Linked DNA regions of Mus musculus: region 2 is linked to region 1. Evidence: chromatin loops called from intact Hi-C (ENCODE). Cell type or tissue: gastrocnemius. All regions are shown on one strand. Each heading gives the region's core, and the rest is flanking DNA. Links, peaks and the distances in the headings are about the cores only. Region 1 holds the start of Znrf2 (zinc and ring finger 2). Region 2 has its middle 71 kb from the start of Nod1.

Region 1 (11,730 bases), core at 2,158-10,157:
ACAGCTGAGGCTTCACCTTCACCTCTGTAGATTGACCTTGAATGCAGAGATCAGCATGCCTGTCTCATGGGATTAAAGGTATGTACCACCATACCTGGATCTAAATTTAGCTGGGTAGGATCTTGCCCCAAGGTCCTATTCCCTTAATCTTTTATCTCCTAGAACACAAGATTTTGCTCCATTTCACTTCCTGGCACCCCTTTAATACTCGAACCATATATTTTATATTTTTCCTTTCTAAGCTTGCTATGCTTGTTCAAACTTCTCTTCATTAAGACTTAACCAGAGAACAAAGTCTCTGCTGGGCTTTTTTGAAACTTCTTTTGTCAATGCAATTAATCCAAGTCTCTTCACTTAGCCTCAGGCAAACTTTTCAGACAAGGGCAAAAAGTAGCCACATTCTTCACCAAAATACCACAAAACCAGTCTTTATGCCACATTCTGAAATTCTTCTCCTTTGAAATCTCTTGGGCCAGGTCAACACAGTTCAAATCACTCCCAGCAACAAAATCTTCCATATTCCTACTAGGATGACCCATTAAGCCCCATTTAAAGCATTCCACTGCTTTCCAAATCCAAAGTCCCAAAATCCACATTCTTTCAAATAAAAGCATGGTCAGGCCTAGCATAGCAATACCCCACTCCTGGTACCAACTTCTGTCTTAGTTAGGGTTTTACTGCTGTGAACAGACACCATGACCAAGGCAAGTCTTATAAAAAACAACATTTAATTGGGGCTGGCTTACAGGTTCAGAGGTTCAGTCCATTATCATCAAAGAGGGAGCATGGCAGTATCCAGGCAGGCATGGTGCAGGAGGAGCTGAGAGTTCTATGTCTTCATCCAAAGGCTGCTAGTGGAAGACTGACTTCCAGGCCTTCCAGGCAACTAGGGTGAGGATCTTAAGCACACACCCACAGTGACACACCCATTCCAACCAGGTCACACCTATTCCAACAAGCCACACCTTCAGATGGTGCCACTCCCTGGTCCAAGGATATACAAACCATCACAATCACTTATTACACCTGCCACATAAATGACCACACTTTTAGAAAGTGAGGTTAAGTTAAGTTATATGTTAAGCTGATCAATTTAAGTCTATACTCAATGTGATAAACAGATTTTAGAATAACCACTTTTAATTCCCACTTTCTAGTGTTTAAACCTTTCCCTCCCCCTTGAGTGTAGCCCAGGCCTAGATACACTAAATGATATGGTAAAGGTGATGCACTCAGCCTGAGATAGAATAAATATGGTCTCCTCTGTTAGGACTAAAGCTAACAAGCCACTACGGAAGTCAGTAGGAAAGTTCCTCAGAACACTAAAAATAGAACTGCCCTATGAACCAGCAACACTGCCCTTGGGAACATACCCAAACAAATCTAAGTCAGTGTATCCCAGGGATAAACTGCACATCCACGTTCCCAGTGACCTTGTTCAAGATTGCTAAGTCATAGAACTAGTCGAGGACTCCTTCAATAAATGAGTAAAATATGACTTAATGCACCGACAGTGGGGTTGGTTCTCTCAGCCATAAAGAATGCAACTAGGAGGCTGGAGATAGGAGCCAGTGGTTAAGAGCACTTGTTCCTCTTGCAGAGGGGTTCAGGTCCTAATATCCACACCACAGCTCCCAACTTCTGGCTCACAATTTTGAATTTCAGGGGATCTGACATCCTCTTATGAATTCCTTATGCAGCAGGCACAAACATGTGCAAGACATACGAGCAATCAAAATACTCACATTCATGAAATAAAATCTTTTAAAGTGACATATCATTTTCAGAAAATGGGCAGAAATGGAGAGTAATTGTTAAATGAAGTAAGCCAGATTTAACATGAATACTTCATGGTTTTGAAATCCAGATTTTAAAAGAGGATGAAACTATTTGGGAGGATGAATGAGACAGGACAGGAGAGGTTGATGGCAGAGTGAATAGGACCAAAGTAAACAATGTATGACAATGTCACCTGCCAGGCAGTGGTGGCGCACGCCTTTAATCCCAGCACTAGGGAGCAGACAGGCAGATCTCTTGTGAGTTCAAGGCCAGCCTGGTCTACAGAGTGAGTTCCAGGACAGCTGGGGATACACAGAGAAACCCTGTCTCAAAAACCAACCAAACAAACAAAAGCAAAAAGAGGAGGAGGAAGAGGGAAGGAGGGAGAGAAGGAAAGAAAGGAGAGAGGAAAGGAAATGTCACACCAAAACACATTATTCTACAATGCCTCCACTAAGAATTAGGAGTGGGGAGAAGAGTCAGGCACTGTGAACCTAACCACCACAAAGAAATAAATTATGCTAATCCACCTGAAGGAATCTGCAGGCAGATCCTCCTCAGGTGAGAGCAAGCAACAGCCCCAGTGCCCACACCAACACCCTGGCCCACTAAGCTGTGCCCAGACTCCTGACCTACAGATATTGATGAACATGTACTGCATCAAATAGCTGTATTTCTAATACTCTACTAACAAGCAACATAGGACTCTTACAACATAGAAGGTTTTTTCTGAACCTTTTGTTAACACAAAGTACCATGGTTTCTCCAATTTCTAAACATGTTAATGTTTAGAAACGGTTCAGAACCTACAGAATTTGAACAAACTTGCATTTAAAAATGCTTAGGAGTATTTATATAAGAAAGTAAATCCAAAAAATGTCTTTGCTACATAAAGCAGTCGATGAACTCTTTCCTCTCAGCCCATTTGCCCACATCCCAGATTGTATGTATAGCCAGGGAAAATTATGCACAAGATGAGTAAGAGATCGGTGGACAAACAGCAATAAGATCCTACTTACTGGGTACCAGGCAAAGCAACCAAGCAGAAGAGAGTCCAGCAGGCAGGCTTTCCATGTGAGCATACAACAGAAGGCTCTCAAAGGGTCGCCCTGGGCAATTCATCCCACTCCTCCAACCTCAAGGTTACTTCCAAACAATTTCCAAAGCAGGACCATCCAGGCCGGAAGCCACACTTCTGCAAGCAACATAAGCTATCACCTGTGGTCTTCAAAGATAGACGGAGTTTACAAGTGAGAAATATTCACCATCCAAATCCCTTGGCAGGGACAGCAGAAGTGGTTGTTACCAGCATGGCTTCCCTTTCACATCACCAAGCAACTTCTGCCCCTCCCCAAGAAAATCATCAACTGTGTAAAGGAAAATCCAAAATGGAGAGCAGATTAACTATAATCTCCAAAATTCAAATATTGTGTAATTATTCTAAGTAGTGACTGAGAACAACTCCATAAAACTTCACATCTGTGCTGAAAATTAATTTAAATAAATCTTCCTAGGAATACAAATCTTACTTAACACACTCAATTTTAAATGATGGCTCAGGGTTTTTTTCAATATAAATAACAGGAGACACCTGAATTACAGGCTGCTTAACTCCTCCCAGGCACGCCACACCCAAATAAGCTCAAGACAATTAAGCAGCCAAAAGCAAGGAAGGAACTGCTGGTTCAATGTCTTAAAGTAACTCACTGTGGAATCTTACTACCAGACCCAGATACATTACTCAAGTCCATAGGATTTCTCTAGAAATAATCTTCATTCACTGGGGCATTTTAACAGTCTAACTCACCTCCTTTGACAGCTACATCAGAAAAGACTATTTTACCACTCCTATTAATAGATTTTATGAACATCAGCAATGTAGTGGGAAAATATAGGCAAAAAATAAAGTCAAACAAATCCTCTTTAAGATATCAAGGCTTTCAAATGTCAACAATGCTCTTAGAGACCAGTTTAAAAACAAATCTAGAACCAGAATATTATCGGTATGGGGGGGGGACGACTTGTGTTCACTGTATATACAGTATTCACCTCAGCAGTCTAGGAGTAAATGAAAACAAGACAGCCCTGCTTGCTCTAAAAACTCCACACAGATTCTAATTATCTCCTAATCTCCATGAGAACTCAATGGCTACAAGCTGAAACATCTGGTCACTCACCTCCCTTCCAGTCACTTAATTCTCTAGAGAAAATAAAGAATGTGTGCAGCCAAACCAGAGAGCAGACAGCAACAATCATCACAGAAAACCTGGCTCAGTGTGGGAACTCAGTGCCACAGAGAAGCTTACAAATCTACTGGCTATACTGCTGAACGGAAAACAGTGTAAAGAGTGACAGCTTACGTTTTCTCTTTCAATATATAGCATTGAGGGTCTACAAGGAACGATTCTTGTATTTTTAGTAGCATACTTTCTAGTTAAGAAACAGTATAGACATTAGTGCTTTATAGAGTTATAATAAGTACTTTCTGTTGATTTAGAAATACTTTCTCAATTTTCAGTTGGAGTCCATTATGTATGCCCTAACAATTCATAACTCAATAAACACTGCATATGCCCAACCTTTCCTGTAACTGAATAAACGCACTGGTATAAAACATAGTAAAGTGAAATTAATGTAAAGAATCAAGTCTGATTCCTTAAGGCAGCACATCATGCCCCCTCCACCTCAGGAGGACTAGAAACGTGCTTCAGTTAGCTTTCCTCGTGACTCCACCCACCGACATACACACACAAGTCTCATAATTAAAGCCCCTAAGGATGGACTTCACTGTTTGTAAATAGTTTAAGGTCACCACAAGTTTGATCCCTTCTCAAGTAAGGTCATTTCTGATCCTCTTTAGGCCTTTGTCAACTGAAGTTTCTCACATAAATGATTACTTTTCTCAAATGTCCCAAGAATAATACATGTCTGTGATAGTTCTTAATGAACTGGAGGAAAAAGTTGAAACCATTCCACACAATTGATGACTTTAAGCCTCAACCTCAGAGATCTGGATGAGCAAAGCTACAAGAATTAGCTTTTAAAAAAAGGTTTGCATTCCAACACTTGGCAAATAGGTCTTGCCAGTTTTTTAGGAATAGCAGGAAGGCCAGATAGCTGCCTTGCTCCAAACAGTTACTTTAACAAAATAAAAACATACATACATACTGACGACTCTAGTCAGAGAGAATCATCAGCCCTGAGAAAAACTGAATAAAAGTAGTATTCAGTACATAAAATATTAACTTCGAAATACTTTTCCTAGTCCTTTTTCTTGTTCCTATTTGTGATGATAACTGCTCAATGAAACTTAATTTTAAAAAAATATTTTTTAAATGTACCATTACTCTCCAATTCTCAGGAAACTACAGTGCCTCAAATCACTTTAAGGACATATTCTTTTCCTCAAAAAACAAGATTTAAAAAAAAAATGCTTTAACTTTCAGAAACACTGCTGTAATTATTGACATTGCAGAACTTACCATAAAGCAAGTTATTTGTCAGGCTAGGTGTTAGCTCTGTGGTAAAGAGCTTGCCTAACAAGCTCAGTAACTTAGGTTACAGTCCCAGAACCTCACAAGCAAAACAAATAAAAACACTTAAAAAATAATAAAGGTAGCTAAAAGCTAGGTGCTTTCATACCAAGCGTGCAAAATACCATTAAGATGGTAGAAACTACACATGACATTCTCACGAACCAACACTAGCTTCTGATTGCTTTGGAACAGGAATCAGTAAACACTGCTTCACCACATGTCTTACAGTTTCAAACACATGAATAAAAGGGTTTTTAAAACTGAAGGGATGATCCGGGCGTGGTCGCACACACGCCTTTAATCCCAGCACTTGGGAGGCAGAGGCAAGTGGATCTCTGAGTTCGAGGCCAGTCTGGTCTACAGAGTGAGTTCCAGGACAGCCAAGGCTACACAGAGAAAACCTGACTCAAAAAAATACACAAACAAACAAACAAATAAAAAACCTGAAGGGATATAGTTTACATCATTCTGTGCTTACGTGTAAATGTATAATACCAGTCTCATACCGAAAGGAGGTGGCAATATGCGGCTAAGTTCACATTTTCAGGATCAACTGCACCCTTTCTCCTGTTTCAAACAACTTAATTAAAAGCACATCACTGATCTCTAAATTGTTCCTTAACTCTAGTGAACACCGCTCTTCGAAAGACCTTGCCCAATTACTGCCTCTATAGGTAGAGTTGTGATCATTATAAAGATTATCTCTTTAAATAACTGTTCTTGAACTTTTCCACAATCCGCTTCAAACTAAGCAGTAGTGACATTAGCCACACTGTAAAAGTAGCAGTTTCGGGGGTTATGAAGCAACACTTTGCATTAACACATTTAACCAGAAAACAAGTATCCAGTAAGTAGGCAGGGCTATTTACAGAGACGCAAGGATCACAGCTTTGTTAGGAGTCTATCCAAAGGAGAGATAACTTCCTTTTTTCAAACACTCAAACATCCACGTGAGTCCCTTCTGGCTTTGGGCCTTTAAAACTGCTCGCCCTTCAGCTCCGGGGCAGAACTACACTCAGCCACTGATCTCCCCTGACTTCCTGGTACTAAAAGCTACAACCACGAGGCTGTTTCGTCAGTTTGTTTTAAAACAATACTTCTTCCATTCACCGCGTTGCAAGGAGGGAGTGGGGGGTGCGCTTCCCTAGCTGGGGAGCCGCTGCCAGGGCAGGGAGCCGTACCTCCAAACAAGTGCGGGGAGAGGTGGGCCGGGAGCGAGCCGATCACCAGACGCGGCCCGCCAGGGCCCCCGCCCGCCGGCCGGTCCCGGTCCCTAGCGCCGACGCTGTCCTCTGGGCTGCTGTGCACTGAGTCCTGTGAGCCGTACGGGCCGCCGCCGCCGCCAGCGCTGGGGATGCTGAAGGCCGACTGCGCCGCGCGGCCGCCCGACGCGCTGCCCACCGCCCCGCCGAGCGAGCGGCTACGGGGCGCTGCCGGGGCCGAGGCCGCCGCCGCCGCTGCAGCCGCCGCGCCGGCCGAGGCGCTGGGCTGCTGCGCGCCGGACACCGGGGCCGCGAAACGGGCCGCCCGAGCGCCGTCCGCCCCGCCGCCGCCGCTGCCGGTCCCGGAGGGCAGGTCCGAGCCCGAGTAGGCACGGGTGCGGCCGTTGGCGGCGGGGCCGCTCTGCTTGGCGCCCATGTCCGCGCCGCCCCGGGCCGCGAGCGAGCGAGCGAGCGAGCAAGCGAGAGAGGCGGGACGCAGCTCGCGGCTGCCGCTCAGGTAGCCGTGCGGACGCGGTCGCTGCCGGGCCGCCGCGACGGGCCGCTGCCGCTTGCTGCCGCGCTTCGCGGCCTCCGCACCGCCTCCTCCCGGGCGGCCGCTGTCACCGCCGCCATCCTCCGGCTCCCCGGCGGCTCGGAGAGTGGGAGGCGCCCGGCCGGATTGGGGGCCGCCTCCCTGCGCGCCAGCCGCTTGCAACGGGAAAGAGGAACGGGCGGCGCGCGCCCCGGCAACCGTCGCCTCGCGGCCGGCACTGGAGGAGCGGCGGCCGAATCGAGGCAAAGCGCAGAGATTGGGTCCCGCTGCTCTAGCTCTGCCCTACAACTAGGCCGACCCGCCCAGGCCCCGCCCAGCATGTGGTGATGGACAGACCGGTGGCTCCGCCCTCCAGGAGACTCCCCCACCACCAATCAGAAGGCGGCCCCTCCTGCCGCACGTGGCCTGTGAGCGCTGAAGAAAACCAAGTGCACCTTTTCCTGGCTAGGGCGTTCGTGGCAGTATCCCGTGTCTGGAGCTTTGAGTGGGTAGATAATGACCTTCGTTGGTATTGTATACACTGATTAAGCAAACAACAGTCTCAGCAATGAAGACGATTTAAAACAAAAAACAGTACAGGAGCGAAGGACAGAACGAAACAAGGGGAAGGCTGAAGCCAACTTGATCAGAATTATGCTAGGGGAAGGGAAGAGCAAAAAATTGGAAGAACGAACGATAATCCAGCTTGACCTTCAAAGGCAGAGCAAAAACTGAGGTGCAGAGACTATCTTCTCCCGAGATCCAGCCTTCGGGCCTAACACCAAGCCAAATTATGCAGGCTGTAAATTGTTTTACCTTTTTGGACTTTAGCTTCCTTGCCCAGAATGTTTGAGTTAAATCTCCAGAGCGATAGTAGCTTTAAAATCTTGTGGGTTTCTCTAAATGGAACTTAACAGGATTCTAAATGCCTTCCTGTGTGTGGTGCTTGGTCTAGCAGGCTCTGACCCTCCCATTTGGCGGGTACTGGTAGCATTGTCTATGTGCAAGTGTGTTTGTACAAACTGCAAAAATGCACTGTCGCTGTTTTACGCTTTTGTATTTGTGGTGAGTCATTTAAGTAGTGATTCTAGACATTCTTTCAGAAGATAAGGGAATGGAGGGTTGTTTGTTTGTTTGTTTGTTTGTTTTTAATTTGTGTGTGTGTGTGTATAAATGTTTTGCCTGCATGTAAGTTCCCCACGTGTGCCTGGTGCCCAGACTGAAGATCAGACGAAGGTATTCAATCCCTTGGAACTGTAGTTATAGTTAGATGTCACATGGCTGTGCAGGGAATCAAACCCAGTTCCTCTGCAAGAACAGCTAGTGCTCCTAACCGCTGAGCCATCGCTTCAGCCACAAGTTGGACTTTGTAAATAGGAGAAATGAGGCTTTATGAACAGGCTGGCCTGTAGTGCCCAGCTTCTGGAGAGAATGAATCGTGAGGATCACTTGAACCTTAGAATTCAAGGTCAGCCTAAGAAACAGCAAAAACCAGTCTCAATGAGAAGAGGGAGAAAGAAAGAAGAAAAAGAGGAAGAAGGGAGAAGAATATGAGGAAGAAATGTAGTTTTACATATATATGTTTATATATGTGCATAGTGCGTGATATATAGTTACTCTGAGCTTTCATATGATATATCCTCTGAGCTTTCATATGATATATCCTGTATTACATCATGTGGTCAAATGCCTTTTCCTGCAGATGTTACCAGTCACCCCATTCCTAGGACTGAAGACAGTGCTGTGCAACAATGGCTTCATAGCTCTCATTAAGGTGTTCATTAGACACTCAACAGACTATGGCAGTATAGTAGCTTTTCAGTGAAAGAGTGCATTCATGTTTTCCTGTCATATTAAAATCACTCTTTTATTTTAAAAAAAGGGTTTTTACTTTTTATTTATTTGTATATATGTATGTACGTGTGTATGTATGTATGTGGCTACCTCAAGCTATGGCCTCATGTGGTGTCAGAGGACAACTCACAGGAGTTCTTCTTCCTTGTAGGTTCTGGGGGATTGCTGCCTTTACTTGCTTGAGCCACCACGCTGTCCCTAAAATGATTCTTGAAAGTCACTCGTACCCTTACATTATTGCTCTTTGACAGCAGCAGTGTGGAGGAGATTCTTCTCTGTCCTTTCCTTGGTCTGCTTCTCTTAGGGCCTTCTCCTCTCTCTCCAGATAGTAATCCTATGAAGACTGTGTTTTATTACCAAGCAGCTGGGACTTCACTTACAATCTGTAGCTTTGTCACACCCCACCAGTTCTTCACACGTAAGAAACTTGTTCTTAGGTGTGCTCTTAAGTGTTCCTTAAGACAGCATTCTTCCTCTGGTACCTCCATTGGTTCTTTAATGAGAAGCAATGGACAGGAATCAAGACAGGATTGTAAACACACGCCAGAGTAGTATGGTCTAGCTAGGATTAGACCTTGATTCTATTCAGTGATGACTTTGGGACTGGGGCAATCCAAGCCCTTTGCCTTAGCTAAGCCTGTTTGTTGTCAAGTGTCTAAAGTGCACATGATCATAGGACCAGTCTCAGAGTGGCCGAGAGTCTCAGAAGATCCGCTGTCTATTTGAAAATACAAATTCCTCGTCCTTCCTATTATGGAATAATAATATGCATGTTGTCTATAGCATACTGTGATACTGTAAAGTTTTGAGTATGCTAAAATTTAGTGGTCTTGATCTCACTATTTTGTACAATTGAAGTACATTGTTAAGCCTTCAAGTATTATTTGTAGCCGTTTAGTAGTCATTACTAGTATATACATCACCATACTGGCTTGACCAGATAAGCGTATGTAGAAAAGACAGAGGTTATTTGAAATCTTTGTAGTTAAAGGATTTTTTTTTGTAAATGAACTTTTTTTTATTTCATGAGGTAGCTAACATTTTGAGCAGTCTTTGGTGTCCTAAATAGGCTTCAGTGTGTCAAAAAATGCTTCATGTTAATCAGCTGGTTAACAAAGCCCTATGTTATGTTTAACATAGATTTTGGAATCATTATTATTTCTAAAGATAGCTAAGACAAAATGTCAGCACCTGCTAATAAAAACAACTTGGTTCTTGCTTATCAGACTAGTATAATGTTATTAATAAGAGATTAAATATGTGTATTATATTTCGCTCTCAGTTCACTTTGGCTTGCAAACAATATTTTAATTAAAAAAAAAAAAAACAGCATCTTAGACTGAGGAAATGGCTTGGTCTATAAAGTGTTTGCCACTCAAAGATGCAGACCAGCGTTCAGACTCCAGTGCCATGAGAAAAGATAGACTTGGGGGTATGGCTTTTAATCCTGTCTTCAAGGAGATGGACATAGGAGGATTCCTGGGGCTCACTGAGCTATCCTACCCTATTCAGTAAGCTAATCTCCAGGACTCAGTGAAGAGACTGGCTAAATAAATAAATAAAGTGAGCTGGGCACTTGGGAGGCAGAGGCAGGCAGATCTCTGAGTTCAAGGCCAGCCTGGTCTACAGAGTGAGTTACAGGACAGACAGGGCTACACAGAGAGACCCTGTCTCGGGAAAAAAAAAAAAAAACAACAACAACCAATAATAACAACAATAATAGTGGTAATAATGATAATAATGTGGAGGGCTCCCAGTGAATGACAACCAGGATTGATCTCTGGTCTCCGCGTGCATGCACAGACACCTGGGGCCATACCATTGCAAAGGTATAAGACATAGTGGAAAGAGTATCGTGGGCCCAGTACCAAGGGGATGTCCCAGCCTATAGAAGTGAAAAGGAGCTTAGAGGAAAAAATAGCTCTCTGCTACATAATGCATGCTTTCTCTCCTCCAGCGCATAAGCAGCATCTCCTGAGCCTCCTGCTACTTTCACGAATCCCTATGGTAATGCATGAATGATTTAAAAAGTAGTATAAGACATTTCCCAGTACCACCTCCCTCCCTCAAGGGTAGCCAAAAGCCCCAGTAGAGGCAAGCTCTGTATAAGGCCTAGATTGTATAAACCTCCCAAGCACAGGGGCTCTAGTCTCCAGTATCTTTAACTCCCCACAGTGAGTGCTTCTCCAGGGCTCTGAGCCAGTTTTCAGGGCCTGTTGTGGATCTTAAGGGCAGGGAGTAGTAATTAATGCACGCCCTGGATTAGCACTGACTTAACTGTTATTACCATGTCAAGTTTGTTGCCCTCTACATTTTTCTGTCAAAGTAGTCTATACTTCAAGTGGCCAGCTCCCTTGCAGTGGTACCTGAATGATCTTTGCCCCAAATTAGGGCAGGTGGGAAAGAGTAAGGTCAGCAAGGCAGGATTACCTTTTGCAGGGAATGAGAAAGCAAACTGGGTGGTAAGAGCTACTGGTCAACTTACCACACCCTCTGTTTCCCAGAAGCTAGATGGTCTTTGGCTGAACTCTAGAGATCCAAGTCTGAACCAAGGGTTTTGGAACATAGCCCGGAGCACGGTCATCCCTGGTACACAGAAAGATTAAGAGACATCCGGACCCCTATGGAAGATCTCTTCATTTGTAAGCAAACATTGCCTCCCCATGTGTAATGTCTTACTTTGCATTAGATACACAAAGTTAATCACGGACCCACAAAACTGTATGGCCTGCAGCCACCATGCCTAGATGGCTCGAGTTCAGAGTAATTGCATCCTGGAGCCGTAGGATGGAAGTTGGGTGGAAAACACAGATGCAATCCCACAAGT
Region 2 (11,730 bases), core at 1,920-9,919, 84 kb before region 1:
CCCGTCCTGACTTCCTTTGATGATGAACATCAATATGGAAGTATAAGCCAGATAAATTCTTTCCTTTCCAACTTGCATTTTGGTCAGGGTGTTTCATCATAGTGATAAAACCTCAACGAAGACAGTCCCCATGTCAGATAATTCATATGTCAGAACAGGAGTGGCTATCTGAGAAAACTCTCATTAGGTAATGTAGAGGCAGATTAATTTTCACATCCTCCTGTGTTAGCTTTCCATAGCTGTGACGAAGGACCAAACATAGGAGGGGAGGTTTCTTTTGGCTCACAGTTGGAATTCATGGTCCTGGAGCCTGTTTCTGGGCACCCGAAGCAGAACATTTCTAGGGGTGCAGCTGTTCACCTTATGGTGACAGAGGAGGGGGAAGGGGTTGGGTACATAATGTAGCCAAGACTCATCTTTTTCACCTACATTCTTCTTGCTAAGTTCCCATCCCCTCCCAATAGCCAGGCTTCTCTCATTGCAAAGTTTTGCTTGGTTTTTTGTTTGAAATAGGCTCCCAAGTATCCCAGGCTGGCCTCAAGCTACTCAAGCAACTCCCACTGTAGTTAAGAATGACCTTGAATGCTAGACTTTCCAGCCTCTACTTTTGAATCTCAGGCATGCACTTTCACACCCAACTTTATAACCTTCTTTTGAGAAATAACTCAGGAATCCAATGAGACCCATCCTAACCCTTTCCAAGGGTGTGTCCCAGTGACCTATGGATCTCCTCGTGGACCTCGACTCTTAAAGGGCCTGAACTTCGTGACAGCTCCACCTTCCACGGGGTTGGGAGGAAAGCCACACCCCAACCATGATAATTGGTAAATAGCTTAGTCTCATACCCAGACCTGAAAAAGTAATTAAAAGATAACTGGACCTTTATTATGCCCACTACTGATTCAGTTGATTCGGAAGTGGGACACTGAGGTATACATACATCTACAACCCCATCTTACTCAGAGGCTGAAGCAGGATCAAAACTTCAAAACCAGACCGCGGCTATATAGTGAGACTCCTGTATGACATGTTTAAGTATAAGATTGTGTCTATGACATAGTACTTACCCACTCCTGCCCTCCCTCTGAAACATTTTCAATTGATTCAGGAGGATATGAAAACAGCCTTACATCTGGACTTTATGACCAAATGTGCAATTAAGCTGCTATGCAAATGTGAACCAAGTGCCTACTTTGTATACTTGTCACATGCACAATAGATTGTAGCAGGAAATGGCCCCATAAATCCTGTATCCCTCTAGCCTGTGTGATGTGTCAGGGCTATGGAGCAGTTGTGCGCATTAAGCCAGAGCAGCTCCGTAAGTATTTGCAGAGCAGGGCTTGTCCTCTCTTGCTCCTGGGAACTCTTCCACTATCACATGAACGAGCTCAGGCAAGCAAGCTAGAAGCATGTGGTCCAGCCAGCAGCCAGCACCTGCCAAGGAGCTACAGAACAGCTAGACTCTGGATCCATGGAGTTGTAACTGCACAAACAAGTATATGAGAGAGCCCAGATTTCTGACCTACATAATCAGGAGCCAATTACGACTGGTTGTGGTTTGAAGGCACTAAAATTTCAGAGTACTTTGTTACCCCAGTAAAGGGTAAATGAAGTAGTCCAAACACAGTAAGGATGAATGACCCTTGAAAGAAACAGACTCGTGAGGATGAAACAACTTACGTATAGCAAAAGCTTCTCTCACGCTGGTGGCATAATCTGCAGAAATCAGGACCTTGACAGGGCTGAGGAACCCACCACACCTGTCCCCAGGATATTGATTGCTGGAACACACATCTCTCCTTGTGGCTACCATTCAAAAAAGGCGGAGCTATATGGCGGTATTTTCTTTTAAGTATTACAGATCTGGCAGAGCCCAGGGAGAACTGGTCACAGAAAGAGCTACAAAAACTATGGACCCATCTGTTTGGGAAGGAGACAAAAAGCCTTCAGGATGGTCGCTGCAGATGGAATGTACCTGACCAGATGGCTAGAACTTCAAGCATCTGTCCCACTGTGCAGAATGAGGCAAAGCTTCAGTTTCTCTTGATGACACTCCAGGTGTGCACAGTTTGTAACCTGCTGTATGAATTGGCAGCATCAAAGGATGTAAGACCAGGGGAAAGACAGAGATAATGTTGGAAAGGAAAAATCAGGGATGTGGGAAGTAAGAATTTCTTGGCTCTGACATAGTACTTAGTACTATGACTTAGTGTGTGTGTGTGTTTAGAATTAACTATGTAGAGCAGGCCTCTTCATTTCCTTGCCAATCAACCTTAATACATGCATCATGCTGTTGTAACTAACTCATTTTCAATTTTTAGGTATGTTCAACTGTCCTTTCCAAAGAGGGATAACTGGTCTACCTACCTTATAGCTGTAACGAGAGGCAATGTTCCACCCTACCTGACATGTTCAAAGAGGGTCCCTGATCTACCCCACCTCACATGCTTTGTTAATAGGTTAACTCTGTACACCCCTTCTTGTTTGGTGGGCTGTCTTCCTCCTGTGAACCTAGGAGGACCTTTGTGTCCTTGCCACTAACCTGATAGAGTGGAAGTGACTGTGTGTGACTTGTGAGCTGAGAGCATAAAACCCAAGCACTGTTGCCTTGTTCTCTTGGGAGAACCTCACTGAGCACAGTCTCTGCAGTTAGGAAGCTGCCACTCAGACGTTACTGGGACATGTCTTAGTTTCTTTTCTCTTTGCTGTGATAAAATGCTCTAACAAGGAGATTAAGGGTGGAAGGGTTCATTTTGGCTGACAGGTCTGAGTTATAGTCTCTCATGACTGAGGAATCAAGGTAGCAGGATTTGTGACAGCTGGGCACAGAGCCTCACAGTCAGGAACAGAGGGGACTTAGTTCTTGCTGCTGTTCAGCCCTTTCTTTTCTTTACATATGTAGTCCAGGATCCCAGCCAAGGAGTGGTGCTGCCCACAGTGAGTGGGTCTTCCTTCATCGATGAACATAATCAAGGTATTTCCCCGGAGGCATGCCACCCAGAAGTGATTCTAGAGTCTATCAAGTTAATACCAGTAATCTTCACAGTAGGTGTTCTGGCAAAGAAATCCCGCTGAGTGAGGTTCACACTGACCACCAACATCAACCAGCAGACAAGAGTGAAGGCTCAGGCAACTCCCACCTGAACCTGTACATCACCCAGCTCCAACTGAAGTGCAAGGAGAAAAGATGAGCAAGCAGCCTGTAGCCCAATGTGGAAATAACACAAAGACCACTGTCACTGAAATCACTAAGTCTGAGGTGCTTTGCTACACAGCAGAAATAATTAGAAGACCATAAAACATTGTTACATTAGTGAAGATATTGACTCTACCCAGACAGCTAGGCAGCAACATATATTGGCCATAAATGAATAAAGTAGGTAAATTTTGGGCTAATTTTTTTTTTCTTTTAGAGACAGGATCTCACTGTATAGCCCAAGTAGGCCTCAGACTCTCAAACCTACCTCAGCTTCCAGATCTGAAACGACAGGCATCTGTTAACATGGAACAGTCTTTAAAAGTCAAAGGGGGGCTGGAGAAATGGCTCAGGGGTCAAGAGCACTGACTGCTCTTCCAGAGGTCCTGAGTTCAATTCCCAGCAACCACATGATGGCTTGTCTGATGCCCTCTTCTGGTGTGTCTGAAGAGAGGAACAATGTACTCAAATATATGGAACAAATAAATCTTTTAAAAAAGTCAAAAGAGATGAATGATAATTACATGGAATAAGACAACAGATTACAAAACATAATATACAGCAAATAATTAAGGAATGTTACTTATCTGTAGCTAAGTAAACATTAAAAATCGCACATATTTTTCAAACATTCATAAAGTCTAATCAACTATAAAGGTCAATCAGAAGGATGATAGGATCCCTAGCACCTGTGCGTGCACAGAAGCGAGGGCATGGCTGCACATTCCCGGAACCCCTGCACTGGGGAGCTGCTCTCGACCATAGCTGGGATGTAACTAGCTGTTTGAAGTTCTTGCCTTGACTTGCCCACAGTGACTGGCTGTAACTGAAATTGTAAGTTGAAATAAACCCCTTCTTTCCTAACACACTTTTGTTGGGTTTCTTATCACAGCTACAGAAAGAAAACAAGCACACAGCCTAACCTCAAATTCACAAAATCCTTCTTTTGAAACTACTGTAGCACGAGCTGCTGGCGTGGGAACACATACACTACGAGGCTCATCTGCTTGCTTCTGAGACTCTCTACCTCCATTTGCAGACACTAGCTACCACCCCCAGGAACTCTCCCTGCCTCCCAAGAGAAGAAACTGGCCCATACCTGCTGTAATAAATCTCACGCACACTCCCAGAATAGTCTGATTCATATCTTGGCATGGCCTCTTTTCAGGCAAGGCACAATCTGTGACATGTAGGCTAACCAGTACACAGAAGGACATTTCTAGTAGTCTGTTTAAACTTTTAAAATAAACCAAGGAACAGTTCCCAAGGCTCTTAATGAGCACCTCCTGCCCAATTTTCTAGCAACAAAAACAAAAAAGAATGCAACAATGAAAAACTATAGATCAGATGACATTTCATATGGGTAGTGTAAAAAAATCCTGGATCAAATATTAGTTGAATAAAACTACATGAAAGGTTGCTTGAGCATCCAAAACAGTAGTTTCTCTTATACCACAGCCTCTCCTTTCACAAGGCCAATGTTGGTATTACTATTGTTTAGCTTACTGAGTGACAACTACGTGCCTGGCGATGTTTGGTGTTTTCATTGGATGGTTAAAGAGTGTCTCCATTAGGTGACAATCATGCCAAACCAAACAAGGATGCTGAGGAGGAAGTGTTATAGGCAGAAGAGCCCATAACAGGAAGGCAAGTGAGGGCAGGTGACAGAAGGGCTAGAGAAGGAAGTGGGAGGGGTGTGTTCATGCCTGTGTGTTATGGAGCCTTTAGGTCATGCTAAGGACTTAAGCTTTGGCATTGAGACACAGGATTGGGCTCAGTGGAGGAACAGCAGTGATTGTTAGCTTGACCCATCAACTTTAGAAAAAAATTCATTTTAGTCTTATATAAGACATTTACAAAATTTAGAGGAGTTACTCAACCATGGCACTGCTAAATATTTATTATCAAATGGGATTATAAAATATTAATACTATCTAATATTATGGCACAATTATGTAATGAAATGCTATACAAAAAATGATAAATGGGATGAAATGATTACAAAATACTATTTATAATTCCAAGAATATATATGCACAGAAAAGAGTCTGGAAAAATACTGAGAAATTAGCAGGAAACAAATCTCTGGCAGATTGAAAAGGGGGAACACAATCGATATTTTTTCTTTGTGCCTTCCCTGCATTTTCAAAAATTCCTATAACAAATGTCCATCATTTTGCAGGTAGAAAAACTTATTTGGAAACAAAGGATAAATTATTAAAGCTATTGTTCTGGTTGGTTTTTCATCAACCTGACACAAGTTAGAATCATCTAGGAAGAGGTACCTCAATTGAGAAAATGCCCCCATCAGATTGTCCTGTAGGCAAGTCTGTGGGAGCATTTTCTTGGTTAATGATGAATGTGGGAGGGACCAGCTCACTGTAGTTGGTATCACCTCTGAGCAGATGGTTGTATAAGAAAGCAGGCCGAGTAAGCTATGAGGAGCAATCCAGTAAGCAGCATCCCTTCATGACCTCTGCATCAGTTCTTCCCTTGAATGCCCTCAGTGATGGGCTAGAATGTGGAAGTATGAAATGAATTAAACCTTTTATTTCCTCTCTCTCTGTATGTGTGTGTGCCACATGTATGTGGTGGACATCTATATGAATACACATGGGTGCTAACCTTATGAGACATTCCCACCTTGTTTTCAGTCAGGGTCTTTCATTGGCCTGGCTTTCCTATTGGGCTCTTCAGGCTGGCCAAGTGACCTCCAGGGATCTACTTGTCTCTGCCTCCATAGCTCTGGTATAAACCTGGCTCACTCTAAGTTGAAACATTTCTCTTCACTTTAGGATTCTCAAACACCCCAAGACGAGAAAACACTTTGTGTGGAAGAGAAGAGGGGATAGGAGAGAACCTATTGGGTGGCCATGAGTACAGAAAAAAGTGCCAAACCTGGAGGTGGCCTAGGGCCGTCTTGCAGCTCCATGAAGCTCTGCATGGAGGAAGTGCAAAGGGGTCTGTGGACATGACTGAGAGCCAGAAGTTCACTCTCTGGCCAGATGTTTACATGCCCTCCACCACACAGCACTGTTACATCTCCTAAACACAAAGTCTATTTGATGCCTACCAGCTCAGGCCAGTGCTGCAGGACCTTACTACACCCTTTGGACTCAAGGACAGAGTGGCTCCTTGGAAAGGCAGATACTTCTGGTCCTCACTATCCAAGGTGGTTTCTGTAAAGAGAATCTCTTGTGCAACATATGGAAGTATTACCTACCATAAAATGCTGTCAGGAAATAGGGAGGTGGAAGTTCTGGTACAGAGACAGGGTTTCTGGGATAGTCATGATGAAAACAGTTGCATGACTTTGTGGATAGACCAAAACATGTCATGCACACTTGCAGATGGTGAGTTTTATATGCACTCCTATATGGTACTGTTAAGATGAAAGAGAATAGAGTTGTTAGAAACTTTGAAGTACTGGAAGAACACAGAGCAAACAGAAAACACAATTCATAATTCTATTCCTAGCAAAAACTTAAAAACTTAAGGTGATGGCTTTAGAGTCAGCATAACTCAACAGCAATCAAGCCAAGAACACATTAACATGAGCACAGCAGACCACAGGGGACAAAAAGACAAAAAGACAAAAACTGATCTTCAGTGAAGATATCAAATTAGTTCCACAGAGAATACATTCATCATAACAGATCATCTGGGGCTGGCGAGATGGCTCAGTGGGTAAGAGCACCTGACTGCTCTTCTGAAGGTCTGGAGTTCAAATCCCAGCAACCACATGGTGGCTCACAACCATCTGTAACAAGATCTGATGCCCTCTTCTGGAGTGTCTGAAGACAGCTACAGTGTACTTACATATAATAAATAAATAAATCAAAAAAAAGAGAGACTTAAAAAAAAAAAAAATAACAGATCATCTGGAACAAGCTAGAGTGCCATATGGAGAAACACAAATCTACACCCTTACTGTCACACAGTATACAACCGATTCCAACTGCACCACAGACCTAAATATAAGAGCTACAGAAGAAAAAAACAAAAAACGCCTCCCCACTCCAAAAAAAAAAACCCAATCCAAAACAAACCAAAAACCCTATGGTTTTGTATTAGACAAGAATTTCTTAGGACAAAAAGCAGGAAGTTAGGAAAAGAACAAAATTAATTGATGGCATTAAAAGATTACATTTTAATTTAATATTACATTGAGACTAGCTGTAACAGAGCTTTATGGGTCCCTGGACCTTCGCACAACTGACTCCATGATGGAAGTGGCATTCAGGCTGTAACACTCAGCATGTAGACAGCACTACCTGCCAAAACTAACACAAAGGCCTAATCCATCAAAGTCCACATAGTTTTGGGAAAGTCTCAAAATGTATTAACCTTGCTTTTTACCTTCTGTAAAACTGTTCTTGTTAACTGATGTCAACCCAGTTCATGTTTTGTGGGTGCAAAAGCTCACCCCAAGAAAGGCTCAGTGCTACACTGAAATCCTGAATAGCCAGTGTAGCTGGCTAATACTATTGGCTTAAAGCCATGTCCTAGCGTCTTCTCCGGTGAGTACCCCACTAACACTAGCCATGGTAGCAGTACCCAATTATTACTTGAATAGATCCCAGCGCCTTTGGTGGCTCATTCGACACTCACCCCAATTCTGGGATCCTGAATAAAAGACACACAACACTCAGCCTTTATATTTTGATATGCCTTAAACAGCTCAATGGCTGGGCTACTGCCAAACCTCCAAGTGGCTAATCCACCTTCCTCTGATATTCCCAAGTTATTACTTACTAAAATCTATATTCCATCATTGCTGCCCTGGACTCAGTTGGGGACACTCTCCCCTGGCTCCTACATGGCAGCTAAGCTCTGTCCCACACCTTCTCTGGCCTGGCATCACCTCTCCTCCACCCTTTCCTGGCATGGCCGATCTCCCTCTTTCTTCCTCCTTCCTTGATCCCTTGCCCTGAATCTTAAAAGTCTTAACTCTGTCTACCCTGCCCAGCCACTGACTGCTGGCAACTTTATTTACCAATCAAAACCAACTGGAGGCAGGGTCCCTCAGTGTCTTACGAGTCGATGTGGGGATTTTGGTACAATTTTGGGGACCCAAATTAACATAATACAAGCAGCATTAGACCAAACCCACTACAAACCATAGACTAGCGTTTTACAAGTGATCTAATAAAAGATTTGTACTCCCTGTAAGATTTAGTAAGACAGAAGAGCCAATTAAAACTGAACAGCCCAAAGACCACACAAGTCTACCAACTGTCACCCCACCAAGCATTGACAAGCCTTGGAAACTGATGAAAAGGCACAACAGAGCAGGTTCTGAAGCAACTTAGTATGGGAGGACCAAACAGACAGGGAGTGAACATTGAGACTTGAGTGAAACACAGGTGTCAGTCAGGGTTGGACACTGTTGATTTAAGGGGCACAAAATCAGAAGCCAATGCACTCACCGCCCAAGGGCAAGGGCCTGACTGGTTGGAGCAGGAAACAGTACAGCCAGGAATCTAAAGTTCTGGGTGATGAGACCAACAGAGGGAGGGAACTGCATGCACACAACCCAGCAATTCCACTCTTCAATACCTACTAGAAACCAATCCATAGAAAGACCAGAGGGTAGATGTTCAAAGCAGTATTCTTCAAAACAGCCATCCACAAAAGCAGAAATGATAAAATTTTCTTCCAACTAGTGGACAGATAAAATGTGTCATAGCAACACACACTATTCACTAAAATAAGAATGACTACACTGTACTAAATATGGGTGACATCTAAGGTATCCATTGGCGTTCACTGACATGGGCTAAACTGATTGGCAGATCTACAGAAAGCATGATGGTCAGAGGTCCTCAGGCCGGGAAGGAGTAGAAGGAGAAATGACCTCATGTACTACAGGCCTCTAACCTGGTATGTAACTGAGGCTGGCCCCGAACTCCTCATCTACCAGCCTTCACCTCTTGAATGTTGGATCCCAAGCATGCACTAATGAGGTATGATGCTGGTGGGAAGTGGGACACAACGGTCGCTTTGCTATGGTTTGGTAGTATCTTATGACATTAAGTACCACACAACTCAGTAATTTTTAACCACCAGTATTTATTGAAGAGAAATGAAGTTATACGTTCACACTCATTGTATATAAATGTTCATAAGCATTTCATTCATAATATCCCAAACTAAAAACAGCTGACGCCCACACCAAAGGATATATTCATGTAACAAACTACTGCTCTCTGAAGAGAACTGACTCAAGTAACAACATGGATGTTTTCCACAGAAGCATGCTGAGTGAAATCACACCCCTCCTCCCCCCAAAAGCCAGACTAACTGCTTTCATCTAATACCCAGCAAGAGTGGCTTAGGGCTGAGGATTGATGGATGGGAATTGACTCAAGTGACCTGAGGGGACTTGGGTGATGGAAATGTTCTGTTTTGGTTGTGGAGATAAGCCACGAAGGTGCCATTTCTGTCCAACTCCTTAGGTGGGGTCTCCCATCAGTATCTCTGTTATACATAAGAAATAGCTTCATTAGGACACGCCATTACACCTGATGAGGAAACAGGGCCAGTAAACCTGACTCCCTCTCCTGCACCTGCACCCACGGGGTTCTCATGGGTTCTCACTAGTACATCCGTTTGGTTCAATATACAAGGCCACTGTCCTATGCAACAACCGTCCCTCACCCCCTCCAAAACCTGAGGACAGTTTCAAACCTCTGTTGCCGAGATAGTCTTGTCATGTCTTTAGCTGGCCTGGCATTTACTACGGAACTGAGGGCAGTCTCACAGCAACCATCCTTAGATTTCTGAGTGTGGAAATTATAGCTTATGCAACCATGCCCTATTTTTTTCTAATGCTTGTTATAGTGAATATCAACTCCTTATCTATCCCCTATCAATACAGCCTTACACACTCCTCTGAAGGATGAGAGCTGAAGAGTCATCTATGAATTAGGCGTACTGAGGCAGCTTTTCCATCTCACTGGACTATTTGGGGGGTGGGGTGGGGTGGGGTGGGGGAGACAGGGTCTGGTATAGCTCAAGCTGGCCTCCGGCTATGTAGAAAGGATGACCTTAAAACTACTGATTCCCCTGCATCTATGTCTAAGTGCTGGGGCTGTGGGTGTGTGCTGGTAGGCCAGCTATGGATGCTAGCTTTGACTACTCTGCTCCTCATTCCTGGTAAGTGCCTGTGTTCTGGTTGCTTTTGACAGCTGATAACACTGGAGTCACTGCTTCAGGATGAAGGGACAGAGGTCCTGAGGGCATTCAGTCCTGAGGGTCAAAGCTGAGTTTATTAAATATGAAGACAAAAGTCTGAAAGCAAAAGGACTTGGTCTGAGTGCCAAGCTCTGGAGGCAAAAAAAAAAAAAAAAAAAAAGGCTCAGAGGAATGTGAATGCACTAAGCTTGGCTGTACAAAATCAAAGTCAGAGCCCTAGCCAGTCAGTTAACCCAAGAGGGGAAGGATTTATGACATCACCATGAGCAGTCTTCATTCAGCATGAGAAGTATGACCAAACGGAAGAACAGCAGACAGAAGAGCTGGGAAGAGCTTGGCTGCACAGGCTGAGGTTAAGAAAATGCTCAGGCAGAAGCTGAGACAGGTGATGTATCTAAAACAGGCGCACATCCAACTTGGGTTGATCAGACTTCATAAGCCCTTCAGCTCCTGTGTGCCCATCACCTCCAAAAGCTGCAGCCACAGTAAGGCCAGAGTTGTCCATGAATGCACCCGAGGGCCTGAATTTTCCGTTTCTTCAGTTCCTTTTGGTGATAAAGGTGACACTGTTTCTACCTAGTTCCAATACAGGGTAAGAGCTGCCAACAGGCAGGTGTTACACCAAACCAACTCCAAATGTGGTCAGAATCTTCACAAGACTTCAGAAATGTCCAGGCACAAAATGATCATATATTAAAGATTCCCGAGGTAGAGCTACCTGAACCTGTGCTTTCTAGGACAACCAATGGTTACTTAACTGCTGAGCACTGAAGAGGCCCAGTTCTAAATTCCAATGATGAAAACAGGCTAGTAATCTATCAGTGGGGGACTGTCAAAGTAATGACACGATAAGCTGGCTCTGTGTATCTGGATAGTCTAGGGTAGTCTGTGGCTTTTGTGTTCTAGCAACAGGTGGACTATATGCTTTTTGCCATCCTTGATATAGAGGATCTGCGTAGTAAATAGCTTTAGCATTGAGACTTTTTTTCAGGGGGTGGGGGTGGGGGTGGAGCGGGATGAGGTCTGGAATTGGCTATGTAGACTAAGCTCATCTCAAACTGTCTCTGCCCCCAGAGTGTTGAGACTGAAGGTGTCTGTCACTACACCTGGCCTAACACTATACACACCAGGCATTAATGAGCTACCAAAGGCAGCTCTTTAGTTCTTTGGCATTTTCCTGAAGTAGTGTTACACTATGGCCAACACTTCATAGCCACTGTTCAGTTAATGTCCTGGTCACTCAGCTCCTAAATAAAGGACCAAGTAAATCAGAAATACTTAAAATTCAAATTTACTTTTTTGGAACGGTATTTTTGTCTGAATTCTATTTGTATTCC

The links. Hi-C counts contacts between places; a loop is a spot of excess contacts. Peaks named below come from ENCODE experiments on the same cell type or tissue, not always from the same donor. Only the 100,000 strongest peaks of a DNase experiment are listed, where the experiment ranks them.
Region 2: it touches region 1 in a loop (2.6-fold over the local background); 12 of 42 quality-filtered maps call a loop at or near these places.

The regions. Positions count from the first base shown.
Region 1 is chr6:54,812,239-54,823,968 of GRCm38, reverse strand. It overlaps Znrf2 (zinc and ring finger 2), which reads right to left and starts at 7,053. Exons shown (of 5, transcript NM_199143.2): 1 at 6,497-7,053. The coding sequence starts at 6,953. In gastrocnemius, for the core only: CTCF peaks have their summits at 6,321 and 7,137; DNase peaks (open chromatin) are centred at 2,910, 6,555 and 7,343; H3K4me3 peaks cover 3,544 bases; H3K27ac peaks cover 5,484 bases.
Region 2 is chr6:54,895,853-54,907,582 of GRCm38, reverse strand. No RefSeq gene overlaps it. Among named protein-coding and RNA genes, the nearest start is that of Nod1, 71 kb to the left of the region's middle. In gastrocnemius, for the core only: no CTCF peak of the experiment used is centred there; no DNase peak of the experiment used is centred there; H3K27ac peaks cover 1,191 bases.